2 separate regions of the Homo sapiens genome follow, and region 2 is linked to region 1. A link is an interaction called in ENCODE POLR2A ChIA-PET data of the cell type or tissue named here. Cell type or tissue: MCF 10A. All regions are shown on one strand. Region 1 holds the start of LOC124900679 (a long non-coding RNA gene). Region 2 has its middle 270 kb from the start of PPARGC1A.

Region 1 (5,000 bases):
GATGCTTGCTGGCTTTTCTAGAAGCAGGCCTTGTGGTTCTCGCTGAGGGCTTACACATTAGGGGGCTTAGTTTGTTATGCAAGTTGGCTCCAGGATCCCCAACAAGTTGCCCAATTATCACCATAAGCCTTTTTACTGTTGATGTACACTAGAGGATTTTAGTTTTAGCTGCCATTTTTGAGAGTATACCAGGCACCAGGCATTGTTATAAATACTTAGAATACATTATTCCATTTAATTCTCATGACACTTTGGAAAATAGAAAATTATCTGCATTTTACAAGTGAAGAAATGCAGCTAGAGACTCAGAGAGGTTAAGTAACTTGTCCCAGATCACACAGCTAATACATGTCAGAGTTGATACTGAAACTTTAATCTGCCTATTACCAAAGCTCAGGCCCTTAATTATGACATTATTCAATAGTCAGTTATGGTATGAAGTTAATTCATGAACATTTCTTTCAGCACCTAGAATGTTTTTATAGGATGTGCAGATATCAAAGCTGCATGATCGGTAAACAATGCTGCTTTGATTTTATATGGATTGTGCTCGAAGATCAAAGTAGAGCCTAGGAAAGACATGAGAGATGTGGTTTGAGTGAGAAGTTGGACTTACATCAAGAAACGTCTTGAAGATTATATGAAAGAGTTTGGACGGCATCCTCCAGGATGTGGGGAAGCCATGAGTATGCAGGCAAGTGAGTCACATGATCAGATGAAGTTGTAGAAAGGGCGTAGAAAGACGTGTTGGGGAACGGTGAGCCAATAGACGAGGAATCTAGTTAGGAAGCCTTTGGAATAACCCAGAGAGTGATGATAAGACATTGGCTGGCTTAGGCGATGAAACAGTAGGAAATAGCATCGTGGAGGTAGAATATACCTGTGCAAGAAAAATTATAGCTAATATTTGTTAGTACACTACAGCCATATACTTATTATTGTTTTGCTCATTTAAAAATGTATGGACTCATTTAATTGTTACAACATCTCTATGAAGTAAGCTGTGTTAATTTCCCTATTTTACAGATGAGATGGAGGGACAAAATGGTTAAGCAACTTGCCCAAGGGACCTACGTTTATAAGTGGCTGAGCTTGGATTCCATCCCAGTCCATCTCACTCCAGATCTCGAGATCTGGCCAATATGGTATCAGATTCTGAATCAAGGTGAAGTTCAGGGTCCAACTTACCTTTTCTTAGATATACTAGCCATGCACGCACATAGGGCAGATACACCTGTCTATGTAGGACGAAGCTGGGGACACAAGAAAAGGGAATTGGCCTTAGTAAATTTGCTGGTTCTGTTGGTGTCCCCTTCTGTATCCTGGCAGCTCCTTCATTGCTGCACTCAGGGGAGTGACATTCAGCTTCCTTTCTAGTTACCTCACTTAGGTAAGAATTACCTTCTATATTGAAGTCTCTGGTGAAATTGAGATCGGAAAACGAGTTCAGAACTGTCTTTGTAACTTATAAATGCATATTTTGGGCACACGGCTTAATATCTTTGAATTTCAGGTTTCTCATTGTTTAGAAGAGGATGATAATATTTTTTCATCTAGTCACGAGTTTAAGGAATGAATATTAAGCACCTACTATGAGCCATGCACGTGCTAGGCAGGCTCTGGGAATAACAAGACATGAAAAAGTTCTTGCCTGTGCCCTTAAGAAGTTCAGCGTCTAGAGTGGTTGATACAAGTAAGTAAGTAAGCAACTGCAATTCAAAGAATCAAGGAGATAATATTCATTACAGTTTTAAAAAATCTGAAGTGCTTTAAAATGGTGAGCTATTATTGTTATTAACTCTATTAGGGAGAGTGAGGAGAGAGAGTCAGAAAATGCCAGAGAAATCTAGGTTGGGGTTGAGCTCCCTGCATCTCCTAGGCTCCCACTGGGAGAGGTTCCAGGAGTACAGTGCCCTCCGTTGAAGGCGCCGCAGCTCCCGCCTGCTTTTGACCTTTCTGGAGAGTGCTTGCATGAACACACTTCATTTTCAAAAGTTTAAAAATACGCACTTGGAATTGTAGATGATCAAGCATGAATCCCAGACCATAAGTGGGTGGGAGAATTGTGCTGATCTGGGAGTGCACGGGGCCACATGCCCTTGCAATTTGACGTCAGCACAGTCCAGGAGGTGCCCAGCGTCTGTGCCCCTCTGCGTGGTCAGTGTGTGATGCAATGTGTTTTCACAGACTGTGAATCAATTCCCTCCAGGGAAAAAAATAACAAAACACTATGCTGATTAATTGGATAGATCACTGTTGAAATTCCTGATTTTGCAATATTTAAGTACTTTCTCAGCTAAGATGGTGAAATAGGGTAAGCAGAAAATAAAAGCCACATGCGTTTATTTTACTCAAGCTCCTTCCTTTTAGAATGTTAGCCTTTGAGTTTCCAAATTGGGCAAAGAAGTGATTATCAGGAATACCTTAATAAAAGGTGGTATGATCTCTATTTAAGAAAACAACTTTATATTTATAAATCCTTTGTATTTTTGGTAGCACTTTAATACCAGTGATCTTATTTAATCCTTCATGCCAACTTTGTAAAGTAGGTGGAACATTCATAATTAGATTGCAGATGATGACACTCAGGACAGAGAATTTTTGACCTTGTTCAGAGTCCTCAAACCTAGGACAAGGAGGGGAGGAGAGGGTGAAGGAGGTGAGCATTTATTGAGCAATTACTATGTGCTAGGTGTTTAGTACATAATTGAATTTGATTTGTCATACAATCTTGAGAGATGACTGTTCTTCTTCCCGTTTTACAGATGGTTAAACCAAGGTTAATTAGAAGCTAAGTTGGGGATTTGATCTTAGATCTCCTTGAGTTTAAATCAATAGTCCTTTCTCTAGTCTAATGATTTCCAGCATTCTCTGATTATGTGCTCCTATCAGTAAACTTTTCTGAGCATATACCTCCAATAAATGTGTATTTGTTTATATACAAATTGTATGCATGTACTATTGTACTATTACTTTATGAGCATAATAAAGCATACACATGAAATAAGAACATTAAGATGCAGAGATATGAATGGAAGACACACTGTTTTCTTTCTGTACCCCATTTTGTAGACTACAATCTAGGCAATGCTCCTTTCTTGGCAAGTTAGGGGCACAGGTTCATGCCTACAGCTCATAGAAAAATCTACTAGCTAGCACAGGATACTTTAGGGCAGGACTTCTCAGCAGTAGCACTATTCACATTTTGGACCAGATAATTCTTTATTATGAGGGGCTGTGCTGTGCCCTGTAGGATGTTTAGTGGGATCTCTGACCTCAACCTACTAAATGTCAGTAGCAGCCTATGCACAGCTGTGGCAACTGAAAATGTCTCCACATATTGCCAAATGTCCTCTGCTGAGGAACAGGGAGAAAAATTTCCCTGTGTTGGGAGCAACTGCTTTAGGGTAATCAGTAGGAATGTTCTCCTCCTCCTTGCTGATGCCCAAAGAAGAAGTCATCAGGCAGCACCTGTTTGGAAGACATTTTATTTTGCCTGTTTTAGATTCTTCCGGAGGACCCCTGGGCTTGGTTCCAACCTGTATCCATCAGCTCCTGAGGTTGGCCAACCAGAACGGAGGTCTAGCTGTTCAGTGATGAAACCGGCCTTTGAATGGCTCCTGTCCCCATGCATATCACATCTGATTTTAACATCTCATTCTTCACTGCCGATGACTTCGACAAGGCCTAGTGTGGAAGACCATAATGGTGCATTGTGGGGTATAGTGGGCTTGGTAGCTAAGAGCATGGGTTCTAGAATTAGGTATATCTGTATTCAAATCTGCATTCTGCCATTATTATCTGTGACCTTTGAACAATTCCCTCTACCTCTCTAAGCAACTCTTCCCATCACAAAGTGCTGATAAAGCATAAAGAAGAAAACACTCTCATTATAGAGTTGCAATATTTAACACAATGACTGTTCCTAGCTCTTAGTAGTAGCTATTATTTTGATTATGAGGATAATAACATAAAACACTTTTGCCTGGCACATAGTAAGCACTGGATGAATTATACGTATTACTGTAATATATAATATAAATATGAATATATATATATATATATATTTTTTTTCTGAGTTTGGTGAGTTTGATTGCAGATTCCATGAAGCAGGGACCAGACTTGCCTGATTTGTCTTTTGGTCCTTATTGCCTAGTTCAGTCTGACATATAATGGGTACTCAGTAATTATTTGTTATGAGTCAGTAAACGTGTGTATTTTTCCATGTAACCATCAAAACTGTGAGATCACTGTCTGTTTTGGTCTGTTTTACTATCACACATAGTGGCCCTGGCTAGGTAATGCCCCTAGAAGTTCTCCTGTCCACTTTATCCCATGCAGCCAGGGCAATGAATGAGTATATTCACTTCTACCATGGAGGGAAGGCAGTTCGAACTTCTCCCTTCCTCTCTCCTTCCCTCCCTCCCTGCCTCCTTCCATCCTTCTCCCTTCCCTTCCATTCCCTTTTTTTGAGACAGGGTCTCTGTCACCCAGGCTGGAGTTTGGTGGGATGTTCATAGCTCACTGCAGCCTCACACTCCAAGGCTCATATGCTCCTCCCATCTCAACCTCCCTAGTAGCTGGGACTACAGGTGCACACCAATGCGCCCAGATAATTTTTAACATTTTTTTTTCTAGAGAGAGGGTCTCTTTATATTGTTCAGGCTGGTCTCAAACTCCTGGTCTCAAGTGACCCTCCCACCTTAGCTTCTCAAAGTGTTGGGATTACAGGTGTGAGTCACTGCACCCAGCCCCAAACTTCTTTCTTATGACTTGAAGCTCATGGGAATTCTTCAAAATTTTATCTAGCCAATGGAAGGGCAGAAACTTAATAATCAGAATTGTCTAATTGTTCCATTAGATTTGACTGTGATGACTGTTGTCATGGTATTTTCCTGAATTCTATTTCTTAATGCAACTTTGTTTATATGGTTTCAGGTTTTTTATTTATTCCTTATTTCCTCTGGCTAGTTTTAGAAAAATTAGAACACTTTTGTGGC
Region 2 (5,000 bases), 53 kb after region 1:
TCTCGATGAATATTTGTGAAATGAACAATTCCTTACTGCAACCCTGCAGAGAAAGAAGTACCTCTTCTGACTGAGAGATTAGAGGTCTAAAATCCAGAGAGGTTAAGTGGGTCAGGTGGTTGAGAAGGAGAGCTGGGATTTGAGTTTGAGACTGTCAGACTTGAAAACCACTGAATTTCCCACAGTGCTCTACCTCACTTGGTATAGTAGATTTGTCCTGCCTACTTCCAAAGTCTAATCTTGTTAGTGTTCCACTAGTCAGGACTTAGGCAGAGAGTTAATTTGGCTGCTTTGCTCTCTCTTGCTCATCAGGGAGTGGCCTTTCAGCAGTGTGATCACTATATGGTCCCACTGACTTCCCAGCTAATTTGCTGCCTTTGATAGGGGCTCAGATATTTTCAAAAGCCAGACCTCAAATTCTGACTGCCAAAGCTTGCCCTCTAAGAAGTTTTATATAAAACATGGAATCAGAGCACAGCTGATGCTTGTACATTCAGGCACATGTAAACTCACAGAGAGGAAGGGAACTGACATGAGTTGAAAACCTACTATGTGACTTGTTTGTGATGGGCATTTGCATTTTATGTACAAAACCTAATTTAATTTAACAATAACTATTATAGGAAAGTGGTGATGAGAATTGGTTTGGAGGTCAGATAGATCTGGATTAAATCATGGGCTTTAGCATTTATAAGCTATGTGACTTTAGAAAATTTACTTAATCTCGGCCGGGCGCAGTGGCTCACGCCTGTAATCCCAGCACTTTGGGAGGCTGTGGAAGGCAGATCACGAGGTCAGGAGTTCGAGACCAGCCTGACCAACATGGTGAAACCCTGTCTGTAATAAAAATACAAACATTAGTCAGGGGTGGTGGTGCATGCCTATAATCCCAGCTACTCAGGAGGCCGAGGGAGGAGAACTGCTTGAACCCAGGAGGCGGAAGTTGCAGTGAGCCAAGATTGCACCATTGCACTCCAGCCTGGCAACAGAGCGAGGCTCCATCTCAAAAAAAAAAAAAAAAAAAAAAAGGTTAATTTCCTTGATCCTTAGTTTCTTATGTATAAAATAGGTCTGATATTATTTATCATATAGGCTGATTGTAAGGATTAACAAATAAGACAACATTTATAAATGCTTGTCCAAAGCCAGCATTCAGCAAATGTGATATCATAAATTATTATACTTTATCGAGTCTAAGATGCAATATATTAAGTACCGTTATTGTACATACCACTAAGAAACTGCTGTCAGTTCAACTATCATGCGCTGTTATCAGTTGTAAGATACTTTCTGATATCAGAGGTGATAAGATGTAGGAAAAGGTATATTTTAGAGTGATTGAAATATTATATATATTCTAGGTTATATAACACGTTAATAAATGGCAATAAATTAACAAATTACTGAAGCATCTAAGGCAAATAACTGGCTATTGGTTGCTAAGTGCTTTAGGAATCAAGTACTGACACCTTTCTTTATAGCCTTTCTCAATTATTCATGACCCTCAAAATCAAAAAGATTTTCCTTACAGCAATTCAAGCTGTTCCACAACAATTTAAGCCAGCTTCTGCCTGTTTATTTTACTCCAGAGATAATGAGGAATTGGTCAGTGTCCTCAGAACAGTCATTCATCTGCTTGTTAACTTATAACTTAAATGCCTTTCTTTCAGACTAATTACAATATAATTATCTAGGCCTGTAAAAGCTCACCAGTGCAATGTGGATGAATTCAGGGAAGTGAGCGATTTTAAAAGTTGGCCATTTAGAGATTCAACAAATACTAACGGAGAGCATGACATATGCCTGATCTTGTTTTAATGTTGAGCTTGGGACAGTGAGCTAGACAAGGTCCCTGCTCTTGTGGAGTTTGGCGGAAGACAGATAATAAATGAGTGACAAAGAAAATAATATTTTGGTTGGCAATGAAGTCTGACAAAAGCAAAGCAGGATAATGAGAGAGAAAGTGACTGATGATGAGGTTCTCATGGTAGAACAGCAGGGAATTTGCCCTGGGGAGATGTCTATTGGGCAACCTGAATGATGGGAGGGGAGGGAGAATATTCTGGTCAGAGGCAATAACTATTGCAAAGATCTCTCACAAAGTAGAGATGGGCTTAGAGCATTTGAAAAACAAAAAGGGTTGGAGAGTGTAGTGAACATAGGAGGGAGGGGGGAAGGAAAAGTGGGGAGGTGGGCAGGGGCTAGATCATGGCGGCATTCCTAAGCCTTGGTAAAGAAGAGTTTATTCTACATGTAAAAGGAAGACAGTGTGTGTTGGAAGGGTAAGGGGTTGGGGGAGTGGTTTTTTAAATTGAAAAGTGATATCTAATTTGCTTTTTTATTTTTTCTGACTTTTCTGGCTGCAGAGTAGAGAGGGAGAATTGTGGGGTGGGGGATGAGGGCAATAATCAAAGCAGGGAGACCAGTTAGAAGGATGCCGCCAAGATTCAGACCAAATCAACAATGGTGGGAATAGAAATGGAAAGATGGGGTTGGATCAGGACAGGTTTTGGAAGCAGAGCTCTTGGAATATGGATTTGGGAGGGTGAAGGAAAGAGAAAAAACAGGACTGACTCCTCGGCTTTGGGCATGAACAACAGGATGGATGGGCATGCTGTTTATTGAGTTAGGAAGAAGCTGGGGAGGTGCATATTCAGGGAGACACTTGTGGTCAAGTTCAACTACTCATCCAGGAAGAGGCAGATAGGATATGCAGGAGTTCAGAGAAAAAAATCACTGTTAGAGATATACATGTAGGATATTATTTAATGCTCAGGTGAGATTTTCTAGGAAGAGAATAAAGACGGAGTTGAGAAGATGTTTGGAGGAAGAGAAAATGGAGCACACCAAGGAGATTCTGAAGGAGTCCCCCAGAGGCTGACACTATTAGAAGATGAAGAGCTTTGCAGATCGATTCAGAGAAGAAAAATAAACAAAGGATTAAAGATGCTGAGAGCTGAATCTTAACTGCAGAGCAGTTGACCCATGATGGCCTGGGAATGTGGTTCAGGGCGACTTTTCTTGGGAACAAAATGGATGATGATCAGAGGATCTGCCATCTTTTATTTTTCAGAAACAGAAAAGTGAAATGACTTGGCCAAGTTTATGCAGCTAAGAAGTAATATTGCTGGGATTTGAACCCAGAGATTTTTGCTCCAGCATGTGGGTCCTTAACCACAACCCTATACAGCCTCTATGTGGTATCCTTGAATAAATTAAATTTGAAGGAGAAAAATGAGTGTCTTGTATCAAAGTAGCGAAGGGATGGGAACTGTGGATTAGCTTAGTAAAAAGGTATTTTGGTCAGCAACACCATTTGGGTAACAATGCCATTTTGAAACAGGCCAGGAAGAGTTATAATGAAAATAAACATTGTTTGGAATGGAGGCAGCAGGCAGAGTTCATTTTCTCTCTTTCCCTTTCAGGTAGTTCTGAACAATAAAAGCCACCAACCAGTATTCATATCTGATTAAACAAAAGTTAAAAAAAAAAAAAAAAGAGAGAGAGAAAAGACCGCAACAGCCAAGAGGCAAGCTTAATCTTTGGTATTTAGAATGATAAAGAGGAGCAATTGTGAAATCCACTTAAAATATGATTTCATGTTCTCATATACATTTTGAATTTATGGAGAACTGACTTCTGCCATTTATTCAGAGAGCAAAAAAATGCATATACTCTGCAGCTGAACTTATCATACCATAATGGGACACCTAGCATTTTCCACGAGTGATTGATCTTCTCCACCCCTTGACAGTCCTTTCCTAACTGTTACCAAAAAATGGAATACATTTCAAGCTTCTGTTGAGTTGAATTGAGCAGGCACCAAAGAAGACACTAACACTTGCCAGCTTTAGTAAGAAAAAAAAAAATAGCAAGTGGGGAGGGTGGGGGAGTGTCTGCTTCAGTTTACTAAAAAGGAAGAAAATTTCAACTGGGAGAAACACCCGGGGGTGGATATGTTAATTGGAATATTCCCCACTAAGGTTAAATAGAACTTAAACACTGTTTGAAGCCTGTGTTATATATCCCAAAATACATACTGAACCAGGAGGTAAAGAAACTGGGTTTTATTTCCAGCTGTGTCGTTGATTTGAACAAGTTGTTTAACCTGTCTTTGGGGCTCAGTTTATCCATCTCCAAAATGAGAAAAACAGAAAGCCAGGGTTCATATTCAAAGCTAAGGGTCCTGTTCAAATTTGAGTTTTATGATGAGTGGATCTTATTTCAAAAAATATTAATAATCATAGCAACAGGAAGAAAGAAAACAGCTGGGTATAGGGGTCTATACATTCTCATTTTGCATGGACCCACCCCCAATTATAGAGATCCTAGTGCTTGCTAGTTCCTTTCTTGGATCTCTTGTGGATCTTGTAACTTGCATCTGCCCACTTGGGTGACCAACTCATTATGGTTCGCTCAGGACTTCCCTGGTTTTAGCACAGAAAATTCCATATCCAGGGAACCTGCTCAGTCCATGTCAAACCTAGAGTAATGTTCACTCTAGTTTCCACTGGACCTTAGGTCATACTTGCCTCAGTGTTTGTGTGTTTTTTGTTTGCAGCTAAACCACAAGCTTCATGAGGGCACAGGAAGTTAAACATAATGATCATATTCCTCTTGTATTTTTTTTTTTTTTGACAGGGTTTTGTTGTATTGCCTAGGCTGGAGTGCAGTGGTGAGATCTTGGCTCACTGCAGCCTTGATTACCAGGGCTTAAGCAATCCTCATGCCTCAGCCTCCTGAGTAGCTGGGACTACAGGTGCACGCTACGTTTTGTAGAGAAAGGGCTTTGCCATGTTGCCCAGGCTGGTCTCCAACTCTTGGGCTCAAGCTGTTCACCCACCTCGGCCTCCCAAAGTGCTAGGATTACAGTCACAAGTCACTGTGCCCAGCCCTCTGCTTGTCTTTTTGACAGGGAGTGTTAGATCCATAGTATGTCCCTCTTATAAATACTTCACAGATTGATTTGTTTCTCAAATGCACCTTAAGATCTTAAGCAT

Evidence for each region. ChIA-PET counts read pairs that join two places held together with the same protein. Peaks named below come from ENCODE experiments on the same cell type or tissue, not always from the same donor. Only the 100,000 strongest peaks of a DNase experiment are listed, where the experiment ranks them.
Region 2: POLR2A ChIA-PET joins it to region 1 with 6 read pairs; 2 of 35 experiments call an interaction of 5 or more read pairs at or near these places.

The regions. Positions count from the first base shown.
Region 1 is chr4:24,207,750-24,212,749 of GRCh38, reverse strand. LOC124900679 (a long non-coding RNA gene) reads right to left here and starts at 4,779. Exons shown (of 2, transcript XR_007058075.1): 1 at 4,703-4,779; 2 at 3,473-3,687. It also overlaps a transcript of PPARGC1A not described here. In MCF 10A, no CTCF peak of the experiment used is centred here; DNase peaks (open chromatin) are centred at 2,119 and 2,619.
Region 2 is chr4:24,155,235-24,160,234 of GRCh38, reverse strand. It overlaps a transcript of PPARGC1A not described here. Among named protein-coding and RNA genes, the nearest start is that of PPARGC1A, 270 kb to the right of the region's middle. In MCF 10A, no CTCF peak of the experiment used is centred here; a DNase peak (open chromatin) is centred at 2,004.